Regions from separate parts of the Mus musculus genome. Here region 2 is linked to region 1. The links are chromatin loops, found by intact Hi-C in ENCODE. Cell type or tissue: heart. All regions are shown on one strand. Each heading gives the region's core, and the rest is flanking DNA. Links, peaks and the distances in the headings are about the cores only. Region 1 holds the start of Gm32328 (a long non-coding RNA gene). Region 2 has its middle 16 kb from the start of Gm32190.

The links. Peaks named below come from ENCODE experiments on the same cell type or tissue, not always from the same donor. Only the 100,000 strongest peaks of a DNase experiment are listed, where the experiment ranks them.
Region 2: a loop joins it to region 1, with 2.5 times the contacts of the local background. A loop is called at or near these places in 4 of 42 quality-filtered maps.

The regions. Positions count from the first base shown.
Region 1 is chr6:51,158,190-51,167,626 of GRCm38, reverse strand. Gm32328 (a long non-coding RNA gene) reads left to right here and starts at 1,181. Exons shown (of 4, transcript XR_377663.2): 1 at 1,181-1,427. It overlaps Gm52901 (a long non-coding RNA gene), which reads right to left and starts at 3,494. Exons shown (of 2, transcript XR_003956431.1): 1 at 3,307-3,494; 2 at 2,358-2,613. In heart, for the core only: CTCF peaks have their summits at 3,195 and 4,188; DNase peaks (open chromatin) are centred at 4,166, 4,916 and 6,246; H3K4me3 peaks cover 410 bases; H3K27ac peaks cover 3,322 bases.
Region 2 is chr6:51,080,337-51,089,773 of GRCm38, reverse strand. No RefSeq gene overlaps it. Among named protein-coding and RNA genes, the nearest start is that of Gm32190, 16 kb to the left of the region's middle. In heart, for the core only: a CTCF peak has its summit at 3,995 (motif pointing right); a DNase peak (open chromatin) is centred at 8,453; H3K27ac peaks cover 386 bases.

The DNA of each region.
Region 1 (9,437 bases), core at 705-8,704:
GAGAAAGAGAGGAGCAGAGTGAGGTGAGACACCGACACTTCTCAATGAGCAGCAGCCATCGTCGATGCTGGAGGTTGTCTGCATGGGAAGAACAGAGAAGGTCCCATCCCTGCCCTTTCCGTGGAGGGACTGTTTAGATCATACTTTTATTTGTGGCTGTGTATGCTTTATGGTGTGGATTAGCTGAGCCCCAGAGGACGGTGGGCCTTGTTCACTGTGGCCAACGGAAAGATCTTCAGGAGAAAACGTGTAAGGTTGAAATATCTATTCCCACATGTGCAGAGGCTCTTGGATTGTGTTTGCTTTCAAAATCCATAAATGTTTTTATTAAACTATCTCTTTCTTGTGGCCCAGGCACGCATAAAGTATTTGCCACGTGTGTAAACGCTTCCATTTTGGTCTTCCTTGAGGGAAGCTTTGTAGCTCTGCAGTAAATATTTGCTCTGGGGTAAACCTTGGCAGGCAATCACTGGACTCCTCAGTGTGGTTTCATTGGATGCTGGGTGCACTTGTGTGCACATGTGCCTGTTTTAACAGCACACACAGAGGAGAAATTGCAGGAGACCTTGGGAGTTTTTTTATTTTATTTTATTTTATTTTATTTTATTTTATATATTTATTTTACCAGAGATAGAGAGGTGTGTAATGACTATAATTATGTGAGTGAAATTATAAAATGAACCCAAGTCTCTTTCAAATTTGAGTCTTCTTACGGGGCCATGGTGGCTCATGCCTGTGTTATCAGTACTTGGGAAGCTGAGGCAGAGGGATTGCCATGAGTTTGAAGTTAGCCTAAACTAAACAGTGAGACCCTGACTCAAAAAAGCCAAAAATATTTTTTTCTTTTTCTTTTTTTGGCAAAAAGATTTTTTTGATTCTTCCTTGTATACGGCCAGCCTCTCCATTCCCCACATCATGCCAAATCAAGTGCTCGTCTGTAGCCATCTTTCATAACAGCTTTTAACATAGTAGTGTTTGGGGGCAGTGAGTGTATTTAAAAGTAATAAAGTATAGGCTTTGCTTCCTAAATTCTATTCAAAACAGTAAGACTCTAAAAATCAAACAAATTATGATCTTTATTTTGTTTTAAAATGTGATATGGTTTCATTTTCCTCAGTGCTTTAATCTGTAGTCATGTTTTAAAAATTCAGAGGAAAAGAAAAAGACAGACCAATGGGATTGTAGATAGTCAAGATGTGGGAATTCTCATTCCTGAAGAAAACTATGAGTTACTTAACTTCTCTGTCATGAAAGACTGGATTTCTATAAAAAGATGCTGGTCAGTCCGATCAAATGGATGAGAAGGGGCTCGATGGAGGATGACTGAGCTCTGCAAACGGCTAACATAGGACCGCCTTTGAGCGAGTACTTGGGAATTAAAAGCTCTGCTTGGCCTCCCGAGTCTTGACATTGTGACTTCAGACCTGGTGAGTCCCTGCTCTTTAAAAAACATCATCCCACCCTCCCCTGGACTGAAAAATATGTCCTAGGCATGCCCCCCCCCCCCCCACGTCGATTATAAAGATTTTATTTATTCTTCTGGTCGCTGCAGAGAAAGAGAGCCCAGCCCTGCTCAGGAGAAAAGGAAACTTTAGACTCAGGCTAGCTGTGGGGTGGCCTGGCCACTGAAGGTGGAGTAAGCTGTAGTCAGAGCCACGTACACTCTCAGATGTCTCTCCCTGCAAACACTGTCTCTGTAAAACACAGAGTGTGGACCTAAGTCGCTCTCTGGAGCATCTGCCTGTCACAGTGTAGCCTGGAGGTTTCAGTCCCGAGAATTCTTCCTTAAATATTTTCTTGCCTTTTCAAAGAGTGCTCTGGCACTTCACACCAGGGGCACTTGAAGAAATGGACTGACCCTAAGTAAGGGAAGTCCCTTTGGCATGGCCTGAGGCTATAAGGCTGTCCCCAGTGGGGGCTGCATCTTTTGATGAACAGTTTACACAGACTTGAGAAAGAATCCATGAAACAGAATCAGCTGCATTCAAAGTAAACGGTTTCAGGCTCCCCGGAGCTGAGCAGGGCAACCTTTAGGTTTGCTCAGCTGGCCAGTGCTGGCAACCTGGGAAGACCCTGGATTCACCACCCATTCTTGGAGAGAGTGGAAATTACCTACCCACTGACTTCCAGCAGGGGCAACACAATGAGTTTTAATTGGGTACCGTAGATAGGTTTTGGTCAAGCATTTGTGTATGTGACTCCTACCTTTATCTAAAAGGTGGGAAATGGATTCTTGAATTCCATTTCTGCAGATTTTCCATCCTGGAGAATTTTGTTTCAATAAAAAAATTTAATATCTGCTATATAGGTAATTTCACATTTTCTAGAGTCCACATTTAATAAATAAAGAGAAATAGTTAAAAGCACTTTAATACATTTTTATTAAATACAATAACTCTAGGATACCATTCCCATGCATAATTGATATAAATTCATCAACGAGACATCCATGCTCTTTTTCCTTCTCTCACTGTCAACATCTCATGTGCACTTTGCATTAGAAGAACATCTCACTTTGGACCAGCCATATCCCAAGTGCATGGCAATCAAAGTAGAACACACTTATAGTCCTGGACAGCAGCAGACTTCTGGGCCATGGCAGGTCTAGGTAGTCTAGAGGCACATGCAAAATCAAGTAAACTTTCCATACATTCAGATCGAGGTCTACAAAAACGAAAGGATCAGAGAAAGGACTGGGAGAAAATAGTCTACATTATACTTGGATTCGTGTATGTGATTTCTTTTCTCTTTGAGACAGGGTTTTGAGTTACAGCTCAAACTAGCCTTGAACATGTATCCCCCAGTTTCCCCAGTGCTAGCATTATAGGAAAGCACCCCCCACACCTGGGAGAAGTGCATTTTTTAACATTACTAATTCAACTGAAAGGGAGCCCTTGGCCTTTATGCCTTGGGTGAGGGGGAGCCTGGAGTTTGAGGCATGTGGGTAATGTTTTTTTTTTTTTCTGTTTTAAAGTGTTTATTTATGTTGCTAAAAATAAATCTTCCCTTCTTACAGAACAAGGACAAAGCTAAAGAAAACTGGGTCATGGAGAGGGCCAGATGACCTGATTTTGAAGCCTCAGATTTCCCCTAAAGTCTAGATGAAATACTAATAAGTGTCTGTAATTCTGCTCCACCCTATCAGGAGATAAAAAATCAAGGTGGGCTGATTAGCGCAGGCTGGATCTGACATTATCCTCTAAGTGCCACTAGGGCGCTGTAGCACGGGATCACAGACAACAAACAGACAGACAGCCAGCCAGAGAGGGAGAGAGCTCAGAGCATAGAAAATAGTTAATAACCCACCTCCAATCGCACATCTGCAGATAATTGTCAGAATGTTCTCATAGTGCTGTCCTGTGTTGACTGGCTTTACAAGACTGAACATCTTCATGTCTAACTTGCCTTTCTTCCATGGAATAGCAACCACAGGCATCTCTGATCGAACCTCCTCATAAGAAGGAGTTTTTAGTGTCTGGATACTAGGCCATCCTGTGGGCAAACCAGGGGATTCTGAGGTTGGTGACTTTCAGTGGGTGGCATAGGAGCTGGGGCAAATTGCCCTCCCACCTGGCCCATGTGACCCCTCCTTATCGGCTTGCATGGCTGTGTCACTCAGACTCCTTTCTACACCTCGTCTCACTCTGCAGAGAAAACGCTTGAGAGAAAGCTCACCCCATCTTTCCTCACAAAACTCTCCCAACCCTACCAAGCCAAATGTACTTTTTTTTTAAAAAATTTAAAAAAAAATTTTTTTATTTTTTTGCCAAATGTACTTTTAGTGCTGTGTCACTTTTGGAATGTGACCGAAGAGTAAAAGAAATTTTCTAAAAAAAATTTGAATTGGAAACAAGAACATTGGATCACCTCACACATTCATGTGTGTGTGTGTATGTATGTATGTATGTAGATATGTATGTATATACGTATGTATATCTCTCCCACTTTCTAAGTCCATAGTCCTGAAGCCATCTTACCACTCTCTAGGTCCGGCCTCCCTTGATTAAACCAGAGTTGAATTATTTTTACTCCCCTCCTTGGCCACTCTTTCCCACCATGTGTGACATAAATCCTGTGGAATGTTGGCTACGTGCATAGCAGGAAAGATCCCGAGGCTCCCATCTCGGGCTGCATGGCCAGTGTAAGCAACTGAGGGTGGTGGGGCTTGTGGACAGATGCTACAGGGAGAGGCACCAGTAGGGGACTCTGTGGAAAAACACAGGATGAACAAAAATCACAAGGTTATGCTTGGGGTTGCCAGTGACTCATAAGGCAGCAGAGCCCATGGGAGGATGCGCAGGTTGCCCTGACAGGCTCTGTGTGGTAAAGGCTAAGGGTGGTCTCCAGCTTTTGTTTGGATCCTGGTGCACTGTGGGGTCTGGCCATTGTAGATGTCTTCCCTGGGACTCCTGAGGAAGGCTTAAAGGAAAAGTTAAGAACAGTATTTCAATTCTCTCTAGTCAAGCTTGTCTTCTCAAACACCCAACTGTAGGCTTTTGGGAAATCTTTAACAACCCTTTCTTGGGGGGGCGCTGATTATTTCTCTTAGAGAAGACATTGAGGGGGAGGGCATTACGTTGATCTCTATGAATACGAGTGCCCCTCAACCCCGTCTCCACCAACCCGGAGTTTATTCTTTTCTTTCTCCAGCTATTTGGCCCAAGTAATTGAGGGCAGGGAGTTTGAAGGATACTTTGTTTCTGACGAGGGCCAGTCTGTAAAGTAGTGAGTCTTTTAACACGGCACTGACAGACATCCTCGGCTCTAACAGAATTGATGTATTCATCAGAGCTCTCACAACATGGCTTTCCAAAAGGGAGAAAAACTTGTACTTTCACCTAAGTACTGGCCGTTTTGTGGGCTGGGTACTTTTCCAAGATGTTAACCAGACCCGATGGAAAAGGTTTGTTCGCCTCAAGTTTGCCTTTCCCTCATTTTGTAATTTTTGGACTTGAGTCAATTTTTTTTTCTTTTGGTCCATTCCTCTTCTCTCCTTGGGCAGAGGCCAGTGCCTCGAGCTTGCTCTCTCCGTGGTGTTGACAGAGTGTTTTTCAGTTATACCAAAGGCCACAGATTTTATGTCAGACTTCAAGATACTCAGCTTGATAAACATGTCTGCCTCTGGCGATTGGCAGCATTCTTCCTGGAAAAGAAAACAGAAATGGTTTTACATAAATAAGGAAAGTGGTATGAATAGCCCAGAGTAACAGGGCTTTGAAGGTGCATCTGAGGCCCAGCCCCTACACAGCCTTGTATGTTTTGTTCTTTAGCTTGATTTAGTCCTGAATTCCCGTTTAAACCCACCACCATCTGATGGTTTTCATTAACCATATGTGTTTGGCTTTGTTAGCAAGTAAACAAATAAACAACTGATCTGTTTGGGAAGTTGGGTAGTGGTAAGTTACTTCAGGTCTGTGCTTGAAGGAGAACCCTGACTTTTTTGCATATTATATATGTATATGTGTACACACACACACACACACACACACACACACACACACACACACACTGCTGTGTGAGATGGTGGAGTATTGAAAATACCTTTCATCCACTTTGATTCACAGAAACTCCAAGAAGAGACATCTGAAAAAAATTTCATTCTTTGGTTTCTCGAGATGGAATAGCTCAGGTTTGCTTAGAACTTTGCCATCCTCCTGCCTCAGTCTCTCAAGTGCTAGTTACCACCTTGCATATTCTCAAATTACATTTTCTTTTCTTTTTCACTTTTTTTCTTTGTCCTAGTGTCCAGGCCCTCAAGTTTGGGTAAGGAAGCAGCCTGTGACAGAGAACACAGCTATTAGGTGGGCTGAATCCCATTGTCAGAGGACTGAATCATTGCTGACAATTTTTATAACAGAAAAGGGTTTACAATCTAGATTTCAAAGGCTTCTATTGAGAAGCAAGAGAGGGGAATCTTTGATGACCGTTCTTGACCCTTTTTTGAAAACTACCTTGCCAGTGAGCATATGTTCTAGGAGCCAGGGGGCGGGTGAGGGGAGAACATCGGTTTCTCCATGTTTAATTCCTTTTGGACGATTGATGGGATGCTGACGGCCTCTTCAGGAAGCCTGTGTGCACTAGACAGTTTAGGGTCAGCAGGAGAAGCTTTTCCAGGGTGGCCTGTTGGATGGATCGGTGTCATCTCACCTAGATACAGGCTGTCGAAAGGCTGTTGGGACTCTGGGCCATTACTTCCAAGATTCCCATGTGGCACTTATCTTAGCCACTCCCTCCCGGCCTTCTACAAAGCTCAGTGCCAGATCTCTGATGTCATTGCAGGTCTATGATTAAATACCAGCAGGAAGCTCAGCCCAGGGACAGGGAGGGTCATCGGTAATAGCTCCGAGAGTGACTTCATGGCTCAGGGTAATCTGTTATTCATTACTGATGTCAGATGAGAAACTCCTAACCTGTCTGTTCCATGGTAGCTCTTTAGATGACACGTCCCCAGGGCCATTGCAGAAGCTCATGGCTTTTACACAGGAAGTTAGTTACTTTATCAGGTATAGGAACTGGGTGGAGACAAAGCAGTCTATCAGTCTGATTGGAGAGTGGCCCGGAATCACAAACGGTTGCTTGTTAGACATCTGATGGCTTCTACAGCCATTGTTATACATGCATGCACGTGCATATAGACATATCATACTATTGATATCGATGTTTAGTATTTAAGAATGACTGGATTTGGGATGTCTTGAAGATGCTGTGTACCTCGTTCTATTTGCAGAGGCCAAGGTGCATGCCTGGTGGCCCTCTGGTAGCCTCAACAAGATCTGAAAACCTCCACAATCATAAGTAATTATTGCATGAGTGGCCAGTTACTTAACCTCCACAGACATTTTTAGTTATTGATAAGACAGGCCATGCTTGGCTATGTTTGGTTAATGTAAGAGTTTGGTGGAAGCATGTGTGTAAGGCACAACATACTGCTCATGTCAGAGAGAGAGAGAGAGAGAGAGAGAGAGAGAGAGAGAGAGAGAGAGAGAGAGAGAGAGAGAGAGAGAATCAGACATCAGAGGGTAACATTTTCAGGACTCCTTGGTCCTGGGCATTGATCTCAGGTCATCAGACTTGTACAGCAAGAACTTGGACCCGATGAGCCTCCTTTGTGAAATTTGAATGGATGTACGAGCTAGATTGAACACAACTGGGTGACAAGCACCGCCCCGATGGGGCTTTTTTTTTAAAAAATATTTTTATTACTTATTTTCCTCAATTACATTTCCAATGCTATCCCAAAAGTCCCCCATACCCTTCCCCCACAATTCCCTACCCACCCATTTCCATTTTTTTGGCCCTGGCGTTCCCCTGTACTGGGGCATATAAAGTTTGTGTGTCCAATGGGCCTCTCTTTCCAGTGATGGCCGACTAGGCCATCTTTTGATACATATGCAGCTAGAGTCCAGAGTTCCGGGGTATTGGTTAGTTCATAATGTTGTTCCACCTACAGGGCTGCAGATCCCTTTAGCTCCTTGGTACTTTCTCTAGCTCCTCCATTGGGAGCCCTGTGATCCATCCAATAGCTGACTGTGAGCATCCACTTCTGTGTTTGCTAGGCCCCGGCATAGTTTCACATGAGACAGCTATATCTGGGTCCTTTCAGCAAAATCTTGCTAGTGTATGCAATGGTGTCAGCGTTTGGAAGCTGATTATGGGATGGATTCCTGGATACGGCAGTCTCCAGATGGTCCATCCTTTCGTCATAGCTCCAAACTTTGTCTCTGTAACTCCTTCCATGGGTGTTTTGTTCCCAATTCTAAGAAGGGGCACAGTGTCCACACTTTGGTCTTCATTCTTCTTGAGTTTCATGCGTTTAGCAAATTGTATCTTATATATTGGGTATCCTAAGTTTTGGGCTAATATCCACTTATCAGTGAGTACATATTGTGTGAGTTCCTTTGTGATTGTGTTACCTCACTCAGGATGATGCCCTCCAGGTCCATCCATTTGCTTAGGAATTTCATAAATTCATTCTTTTTAATAGCTGAGTAGTACTCCATTGTGTAAATGTACCACATTTTCTGTATCCATTCCTCTGTTGAGGGGCATCTGGGTTCTTTCCAGCTTTGGGCTATTATAAATAAGGCTGCTATGAACATAGTGGAGAATGTGTCCTTCTTACCGGTTGGAACATCTTCTGGATATATGCCCAGGAGAGGTATTGCTGTATCCTCCAGTACTGATGGGGCTGTTAGAGAACACATCTTTTGCAGAGTTCACATCACTTTCTCAGAGATGGAAGATGGGGACCTGGGACTAATGAGGTTGACCAACCAGGGGATTCCTGTATCCCAGCATCAGGGAGAGTCTGTCAGGGTTTTCTGTCACAGCTGTTTTTCTTCCATCTTCTCTTAGTAAAAAACATTGTCCACATTACTCTGTTTTTAAAATTGTTTTTCCTGAATAAATTCCTTAAGGTGTAGTTAAATATTCTATATACAGGTAAAACCCATTTCCTCACATTGTGGTGGGCATTTGGACTATTACAATGATACCACTATTTTAAACATTGGATCTGCTTCATCATTATAAGATAAATCCCTCAACTGTAAATTGCAGCTTTTCCTGGACCAGGGGTAAATATCCTATTGACAGGCCTGCACAGTGAGCCTGAGGAGAAACAGTTAAACTGCCCATTCAAGCTCTGCAAAGCTCACACACAAAAGTGAAGCCACAGGGAAATATTCTGCAGTCCGGGGGCCTTGGGGAATCTATTTACTACAAACTCTGCTTGGGAAGATGGCTCCCCTTCCCCCTTCATAAAGCTTTAGCCTCTGCGGATTCGGCTGCATGGATGAAACGGTCCTCCCGATAATCCTTCCTGGTCACTCACATCAAAATGAAGCCTACTAACCAAGAAAGCTACAGAATACCAAATTATACATATTAAAAATAGACCCGCAGGCCCTTTACCTAAAATTTAACTTAACCGGTTGAAGAAATATATGGCTATAAAGCTAAATGGTATAATTTTATATATGGAAATGGCTGTCCTTTCTTATATTTAAAATGTACCTTAGGACATAATTATCTGCCCACAAAGCCAAGTTTTAAATAAGAAATGTCCCCTTGGATGGACATTCATTGTATTTGTCAGGGGCCCTGTGGAGTAGTGCCACTCTCTGAAGTCAGGGAACGTGTCTTGGAGAGGGACAAAGGTCCTCAGGGAACGAGGAGTCACTGGGAACCCGGCTCACCCATTGCTATGTGTTCTCATTGGGAGGTGGCACACTGGCTTCATGTTTGATGCAACAGTCCAGAGGTGAGGCACTGACTCCTAACGGGGGCCCAGTGACCACCAAGGGCAGGATGAAGAGAACTGTTGTTTGTTTGGTGAGTCACTATGACACCCCCTTATATTTCGACTTTAGAGCACTCTTCTATTCTGCACATAGGACTTGACTGCATATAGACAAGATGACGGCTCCAGATCATTT
Region 2 (9,437 bases), core at 849-8,848, 78 kb after region 1:
TCCATGAGCCCAAATGCCTTTTTAGTGTATTTTATTTGTGAAGAGTTTGATGAGTTTATGGAAAGATGATTTAGTGTAATTTAAATGGCATTAGCCAATAACATGCTGAGTCTGTGACTGGTTAGCTCTCTCCATGTGCACCCCCAGGCCTTGAGAGAAGTGGGGATCTCCACTCCCCATGGCATGGCAGCATCCGCAAAGTTTCCCTTCCATTCCATTCCAAGATGCATTCTCTCAAGGAATTGCTAGCTTTCTTCTCATACCTGATGATAAATCCTATGGAGTACATACCTTAGATGTGCCAAGGAGAGAGAAGGGGTGGGCGGGGACGGGGAATCTTCCTACTGTTGCTTAACTAAGTTGACTTGAGACCAAAACACATTATAAATGTTTACGTTTTTACTTGTAGATAGATGCCACTCTTGGCATCAATCAGAAAAGTTTCTCTTTGCAAAAGCAGCCATGGATGAAGACTCACTGAAGATGCTGAAAATCAGTGACAACTTCTAACAGTCAGGCAGGGCAGAGCGCTTCAGTCCTCGCTCCAGGTTTTCCCTGGAACTTAGTTTTCCTTCTACAGTACATTTAAGCTCCATTGTTCCCAGTGTGTTTATTTGTAAGATGGATCTAATTTCTGCCCTTGAAAAGCCTCTAGAAAGTCTGTCAGGGGAAGGGTAGGACACGTGGTGCTTAAGGGTGGCATTAAAGTTTTAGAAGTGATTTATCTTGACCCAAGGGCCAAATGGCACAGCCTGCAAATGTGATAAATCTAACAAATAAGTAAACAAATAAATAAATAAACGTAAATGCCTCAGAGGAGGCAACTGGCCAATGGGCAGGGAGGTGGTTGGCATTTAGCTTTACAAGAACAGCTGTGGATCCCACATGCTCAGGACAGTTAGAATGTCCCCAGAACAGCTCGTCTGGGTGGGGGGCAGACTTGAGGCTGGAACTATAAATCTGTTCCCCTAAGACAGTGACTTCATGGATACTGACATGGTGGGGAGTGGTTAACTCTTCCTGTGCTGTGTGGTAAATTCAGGAACCAACTAGCACAGTTTTTTGCATAGGCTTTTTTTTTTTAAAAAAAAAAAAAACACGTTCTCTGAACTTTTATGAAGTACATAAGTGGAAGATATCCTGTTTATTGCTGTGCACATGTAAACTCCTGACACATGTGTCAAAAACATACATGAAAGAATTTTGCAGTTTAGTGTGGGCAGGTAGGCCTGTCTTCAGCACTCTTGCAAACTGAAGGGAAGGTTAAAGTGGAATTTCCTTCTGGAATGGCCCATTGTCATCACAGTCAGCAAGTGTGAGAGCAAGCTGGCAAAATCCAGGTTCTTTTTATCATGTCCTTCTATGTCAGCTGCCACCAGAAGGTGTGGCCCAACTCTATCATGGGTCTCCCTGACTCAAGTAATCTGATAAAGAAAATTTCTCACAGGAGTGCCTAGCCGCTAGTGATGTAAATTCAGTCAAATTGATAACCATGGTTAGCCACCACACTATTAATCGGTCATCTATCACGTTCCTATCTCTCTGTGTGCATAGTGTAAGGCCTGTGACCCCTTGGCTGTTGGGCCTGTCCACTCTTATTCTTACAAACGGCCTGTGTACTTTGTCATTTGTCCCAGAGAGCTGAGAAGTTCATACAGGATCCAAGTCACTTGTTTGTTTCTGACTCAGGATCCACCTTAGACAAGGCCTTATCTGTCATTATGGGCTTTCCTTCCTTTGCCCCCATTTTTAATGAAGAAAAAAAAAAGGTCCAGTTTCCATGGGGCCTTTTATCAGTACATTGCAGATTCTCTATCAGAAACCAGCATCTCTTTGCAAGAAGTTTATCTTGTGATTCATGATGGAGTCTGGTCAGTCTCCTATAGTTTAGTCGGGGGCCACTGTACCTTGGAATTTTCTTTTTTTTTTTTTTTTTATAATGCCATCTCATTTTATTTTTATTAATTCCTGGAGAATTAGGTTTCACTGTGGTATTTTCTTTTTTTTTTTTTCCATTTTTTATTAGGTATTTAACTCATTTACATTTCCAATGCTATACCAAAAGTCCCCCATATCCACCCACCCCCACTCCCCTGCCCACCCACTCCCCCTTTTTGGCCCTGGTATTCCCCTGTACTGGGGCATATAAAGTTTGCAAGTCCAATGGGCCTCTCTTTCCAGTGATGGCCGACTAGGCCATCTTTTGATATATATGCAGCTAGAGTCAAGAGCTCCGGGGTACTGGTTAGCTCATAATGTTGTTCCACCTATAGGGTTGCAGATCCCTTTAGCTCCTTGGCTACTTTCTCTAGCTCCTCCATTGGGAGCCCTATGATCCATCCATTAGCTGACTGTGAGCATCCACTTCTGTGTTTGCTGGGCCCCGGCATAGTCTCACAAGAGACAGCTACATCTGCGTCCTTTCAATAAAATCTTGCTAGTGTATGCAATGGTGTCAGCGTTTGGATGCTGATTATGGGGTGGATCCCTGGCTATGGCAGTCTCTACATGGTCCATCCTTTCATCTCAGCTCCAAACTCCGTCTCTGTAACTCCTTCCATGGGTGTTTTGTTCCCAAATCTAAGGAGGGGCATAGTGTCCACACTTCAGTCTTCATTCTCCTTGAGTTTCATGTGTTTAGCAAATTATATCTTATATCTTGGGTATCCTAGGTTTGGGGCTAATATCCACTTATCAGTGAATACATATTGTGTGAGTTTCTTTGTGAATGTGTTACCTCACTCAGGATGATGCCCTCCAGGTCCATCCATTTGGCTAGGAATTTCATAAATTCATTCTTTTTAATAGCTGAGTAGTACTCCATTGTGTTACTTAGAATCATTTTCTTTCTTTCCTTCCTTCCTTTCTTTCTTCCTTCCTTCCTTCCTTTCTCTCTCTCTCTCTCTCTCTCTCTCTCTCTCTCTCTCTCTCTCTCTCTCTCTCTCTCTCTCTCTTTTTCTTTTTGAGACAGGGTTTCTCTGGATAGCCCTGGCTGTCCTGGAACTCACTTTGTAGACCAGGCTGTCCTCGAACTCAGAAATCTGCCTGCCTCTGCCTCCTGAGTGCTGGGATTAAAGGTGTGCCCCCACCATGCCCGGCTTAGAATCACTTTCAATGTGATAAGTAACTGGATACACCTCCAACCCCTGAGAGACAGATGTTCAAGGCAGCCAGAAGGTTCAAAGCTATTTGCAGCAAAAGGCTTGCTCCTCATGTATGGGGTGGGCGTGCACACTCAGTTCTCAGGTGTCACTACCAACTGCAGACATTTCAGCACCTTTTTTTTTTCCTCCCCAAGTCTTGAGTTTCAGGCAGGGAGGTAACCAGACCCTTCACATTTGCCACAGTGATGCTGTTTCAGGCCCTGCGTTTTTGACCTTACAAGTCACCTGTTCCTCTTGAAGTATTGTCACTCTGCTGGGTTGTACAGCTACTATCCAAATTGTCCCAACATCATGGGCAGTGATTTGCAGTCTAAATTCATGTCATCGTTTCTTGTGGCTCTTGCCTTGAATAGCAGGAAGGGCTGTTGGACGCCAGCTGTAGGTGTAGATTTAACTTCTCCTGACAGACTGGAGGGCTCTGTGGATCCCCCTGACCCTGGATGCTCATCTGATCCCTCCACAGTCTTTGTGCCTGCTACATATGTCTCTGTGCACTAGCCATTTATTAAGAGTACAGACTTTAAACCATTCTTTAGCGCTGCACTAGTAAGCCCTTACAGCTGAGCAAGGTCTACCTGGCTGCACACAAAGCTAGGACTCTTTAGCATTGACCAGCTCAGACTAAAGAAGGAGTTTATTGACCCAGGTAACTTAGAAGTTCAGGAGTGTACCTAGAAGCAGGTGACCTAGAGTCTCGGTCCAGGTCCTTAGCCCTTCTACCAGCTGTCATTCCAGATCTTAGTCTTTTCTTCATAGTACAGATAACCTCTTTAGAACTAATGGGAAAGGCAGTAGCTTTTCCTAAAATGCACATCTACCCGACTCCAGAGGAGGGAGCTGTTTGCATCTTCTGATCTCATACTAATCCTGAGTCCAGCCTGCTTGGGTCTGCTTTCTCTCCTAGAATAGCCATTAATGACAGACCTTTGTGACACCTGTGACAATTTCTGCCCATTTCCATCAGGGTTGAAGCCTGACACAGGGGTCAGGCAACCCCACTGGGACTGTGAAGGCCCACTACACTCAATCCCTTCTATCTGCCCAGTCCCTTCCCTGATAGGGTTAAAAGCACACGGAGCTGTTCCTTTAGCAGTCCCTTCCCTGATAGGGTTAAAAGCACACGGAGCTGTTCCTTTAGCAGTCCCTTCCCTGATAGGGTTAAAAGCACACGGAGCTGTTCCTTTAGCAGAAAGACCTCCAGTCAGTCCAGTTTTCTTTCTGTCTTTACTGGGATCCTTTCCTTAGCCTTCTTCACTTGTGGAAATTCTTCTCAGTATTCAAGGTTTAATTAATGTGGACACACATACACTTAGATAGAGAAAGGGAGGGGAGGGAGGGAAGAAGGGAGAGAGAAAGAGAGAAAGAGAGGAAAAATACAGAGAGGGAGAAAGGGAGGGAGGGGAGAGAGAGAGAGAGAGAGAGAGAGAGAGAGAGAGAGAGAGAGAGAGAGAGAGAGAACAAGGAAGGACCCCTAGACTGAGGGTCAGTGCCAGAGCGATGATAACTCCCAAACCTTGACATTTATTAGCCCTGCAGGGTACCCACCATCCTATGCATTCAGATGCCCTTCATGTTTATATAAAACAGCCACAGCACTTCACCCAGATCACTGCACATCACACTTGGGAGGAAGACACATGTGTGATTCATTTTCTCAAAGATGAAGTCTAAAGATTTACTTAAGGACCAAAGAATGTCGTGAGGTAATTTTCCGAAGTGCGGCAGGTGGTGTGGTGACGATCAATTGGCAGGCACGTCTCCTCATCCTAACTGGCTGAGGCTTTGCCTTTCCAACTAGTGACCTTCCCTGTTAATAACCTGATGGAATTTTCAAGGAGGCTGAGAAAGCGGCACTGTCCTTCTCTCCAGGAGAACAGTCCTACGAGCTAACATGTCCGTGAGCCTCAGAACTCAGGAGTTGGTCAGGCTAGCGGTATTTTAAATGCCATTATTGTGGACTCAGACAGGTTGAGTAAAATCAGTAACAACTCAGGAAGCAATGCTATTTGTCCCGAGTTCCTAGAGGGGTTAGTTTTTCTCTTTACTTCAAGACTGGTCACATTACCCTGTGACTGGTTGTAGATATACCCCTGGCCCCAGCAATCCAGAATCTTTCACCGGCAACTGACAGACAAGAACTAAAATCACTTTAAGCCAAAACAAGGTCTTATTGGCTAAGTAACCAAATATTTTGTGCGATCCAGAGGCTCTAACAATGTTTCCCATCCAGTCTCTCTCTGTTCCTCTTTCTCTTTCCCATGATGGCTCTGTTAGTCAGGGTTTCTAAGATTCACTTAAGCTTTTAAGAGCAGTGAGAATGCCCTGGGTCTTGGTGCTGAGGAGGAGAGGGTCCTAGCCTAGACTGTCTCTGAGCCACTCATGAACCACATGGCTCTGTCTGGCTGAACTTGTGGTCCAGGCCTCTGGAGCTTGGTGTTGGGTTAGACCTGCTTGAACTGTAGGGACCTGGGCCAGACAATAGGTTCTCAAGGGACACCAGGAACATCAGAGCTAGAAGGCAGAAGCAGGGATGCTGAGTGAGTACTCTCCTGTGGGGAGAGTGTCGTGAATTTTTCTTACTGCCTTACTCCTGGGAAAGGCTTCCCCTAGTGAGGGTGGTTTGCCAAATACCAAGAGAGCTAGCCTAATTCTCTAATACTTTCTCCTCTACCTCTCTCCCATGGATGAAACAAAACTTCTAGAGGAAGTATAAACACATCCATGGCTTTTTAGCATTTTCTCCCTTCCACTTAAAGATTGTATTTAGTCAAATCACCCTAAAGTTGCCATTTAGAGTCAGAAATTTCAGTGTTATTGCTTTTGACCCTGTCCTTTGACAATTTGGTCGGCACCTTGGTAAATGTTGGCAACAGCACTGCATGTACATCACGGGTATCCTTGGATTCTCTCAACCTCGTCTCCTGTCATCCAGCCGCCCCTCTGCTCATCTCTGCCCTGCTTCCCATTCTTAGGAGGGCCCAGCCAACCTGCAGCTGATGCCCTCCCAACCAACCACTGTGCCGGAATTTCCTGATTTTTCTCACCTAGTCCCACACCTGAATCCCTGCTACACGGAAGCCCTAGTTGGCTGGGCTGGGGTGCATGGCATTAACCAGAGGCCAGCAGGACATGGCAAAGAGCCACAGAGATACATCCTTCTCTTCCCCTCCCTCCTCTGGTCTCCTTTTTCTTTGAGGCTCATTGTGCAGCAGAAGCCAGGGTTGCATACATTTCTTTGCACTGCTCTTTAGGCTCCCTCCTTCACTTCTGTTGAGTTGCCTGGGAATTGCACCTCCCAAAGAAAACAGAACTTAATTCCTGCTTTGATTCCGTTCTCTAGGAGACTGGGCCTAATGTGGCATTATTTTCTTTTTATGTGACACTTTCTCTAAGAGTGCTGATAAGACTGTGTTTCTAGTCCGTTCCCTGTTGGCAGGATGGATAAACTGAGACTCATGAAGGACGTCTCTTGTTCAAAGTTATTGGCTTCATCACTGAGCCATTTAAACGCACAATCCAAGCTTCCTGTCTTCTCGATAATAACTCTGGACCTCATGGAAAGTCTGGGTCTGCCCATACAAAGAGTAGAGAATAATTGGAGTAGTTATTCCAATTATTGAGGCCAGCAACTAAACTTAAAATAACTATATTAATGAGCTCCATGGCTCCACATCACAGGGCATGTCTGGAAATGGCCGAAAACAAGGGATCAGATTCTCTTCAGTGTATTAAGTGCTGTTATTGGTGATGGGAGGGTGTGTGCTTTAAAGTTGTTGATTCTAGGTTTTTTTTTTTAATATTTTACATTTTGGGTCAGTTATTTGCTTTTTAATTAAGGGCAACAAGAATGGCATTCTAGGAAAGACAACTTATTTCTCAAAAGAAGTATGGAGGAAAAGGTTCAGATGTCTTCCACGGGTATGTTATGAGTGCGAAGGCGACAAGAACATTACTTAACATGTGGGCATTTTTTTGTGTTTTGATGTCATTGGTTCTAACGTGACTCCTTGCCATTGCTTTGTGTTTACTTAAAACAAGTTTATTTTTTACAATTTTTAATTGTCAAATATTTTAAAATTTGTTATTTTACGTTATGTGTATGAGTGTTTTGCCTGCACGTATGTGTATGTGTATATGTACGTATGTGCAGCACGTGTGTACTTGCTGTGTTCAGAGGTGAGAAGAGGGCACTGGCTTCCTTGGAACTGCAGTTATAACTGATTGTGAGCTGCCATGTGATGCTGGGAACGGAATCTGGAGCCTCTGAAAGCACAGGAAGTGCTCATAACAGCTGAGGCATTTCCAGCCTCTACTTATTGTTCATGTTAATTATTTATATCATGTTCTGTTACTAGGGAAAAAAAATCCATGAAAGGGGACTCTAATGCAGAAGAAACTCTGGTCCCAACCCCAGTGTGAAAGGACAACCTTACTGCCTTTGGTCTTTTGCTTGGGTGTGGATGTCGATACTTCAGGTGGGCAGACCGGACATTGTGTTGTTGTGTTATCCTTCTGTCTTTCAAGAGTTTTTAAATTGCTCCTGAGGAAGTGGTGTTCAGACTTTAGCTGTATAAAACCACATACCTGCTTTAGACATCACAGAGCGCCTGTGTCTAGAGAAGTCAGTGCCTGTCTAGCATGAACTCTGCTTCTGTGCACAGGACACCAAAACATGAATGTCAAAATAATACATTTCATGAGGCTGTTTGAAAGTGTTTACCTGGTGACCTGTACAGAAATCCAAGTAGATAGATATTTAAAGTATTCAAAGTAAGGGAGGCTCTGCTTTGTTAGAGTGTAAACCCCAAGGAAGGGAGAAAATGTCTAAAATGTCCTGCTGGTCATGGGCATGTTGGTTGGTGTTAGGCTCTCGGTTGGTTCCTTATTTGGAGTTTGACTTTGTTTCCCAGTGACAAATGTCTTGGAAGGAATGGTGAACCTGGAGACAAAAGGGCTTTACCAGGAACTGAAGGAAAGACCAGACCACACTCTTCATGAGCAGAACTTTGCAAAACACTGTTCCTGCTTTCTAGCTGGTGTGCTAGAGCCTGTGACTTGGCCAAGGTGTCTGAAACTCTTCTACATAAAGCAGTGCTGGGCAGCAGCCTCAGGAGTTCGTGGTCTATGCTATTCCCATGGCCGTCCTTCTCCTGTGTCTCACCTTCATAGATTCAGCTGTTGGATGACTGGAGAAGAGTCAGGTTCCTATCAGTTCTGTAAGGCCGAGCATTTAAAACGTGTTGATCAAGAGTATGAAACAAATGAGAACAGGATGGTCCAGATTCTTCTTCCCTGACTCATTCTCTCCAGAGTCTCAGAAGAAACTTGGAGATTCCAAGAAAGCCCCCAGTTTGTGGGGAGGATGAAGAGGTTCCAGAAACGAATAAGAGTTGGCAGCTTAGGGTTGTGAACCTGTCAACGCCTTGAGACAGAGAAACAAATGGCTGAGATCTGGAGCGTAGAGGAACATTTTAAAACCAAGGACTTCTGCCAAAGATTCCTTAATATCCACTCCCCTTAAAATCACAATATTACAATAAAGGCACAATGGAATTCAAATACATTCAATGTACAAACAGCACGGAAGGAAGACTTACCCCTTCCCTGGAGGCAGAAAGAAGTTATGAGCCTAAGGTTTTACTTTTCCATAGAAAGGTAACCAGAATTTTACTATAAACTGATTTAGGCTCTAAGAGCGTAGGAGACAATGAAGACTTTATAAAAAAAGATCACAGAGTAGAATTAGTTTAACAATCACTCCCTTCATATATAAAAGCAATATGGTGAACTATGCAGAAAGCCAAGTAGACAAACATTTAGAGTATTCAAAGTGGGGGAGGCTCTGTTTTGTTAGAATGCAAGCCCAAAAGTAGGGAGAAAATGTCTAACATGTCCTACTGGTCATGGTCAGGTTTGAAAGTTATAGGGCATGGTGTTTTGTTTAAGCTTGGATCCTTATGAAAGAAACAGGGACATCCAAAATATTTGGATTAAGTTTCTAGTAACACAGTCCTAACTTTGCCATCACCCTGACCTTTATTAGCTTTTTTTAAAAAATTCACTTATATGATAATTACTCTAGTAAAGTTACAATATTATAATCCATAGATTTTGAGAAAGTAAAGCCAACATGAATGTGCCTAGGTATCCTTAATCCCCAGACCAATATCATTGCTGAAGATCAAAGACGTAACTAGGAAACATCTAGCTCTAATGCTATTTGGGTGTGACAGCTGCCTCTGTACTTTGAATAGATCAATAACATTCATCTTT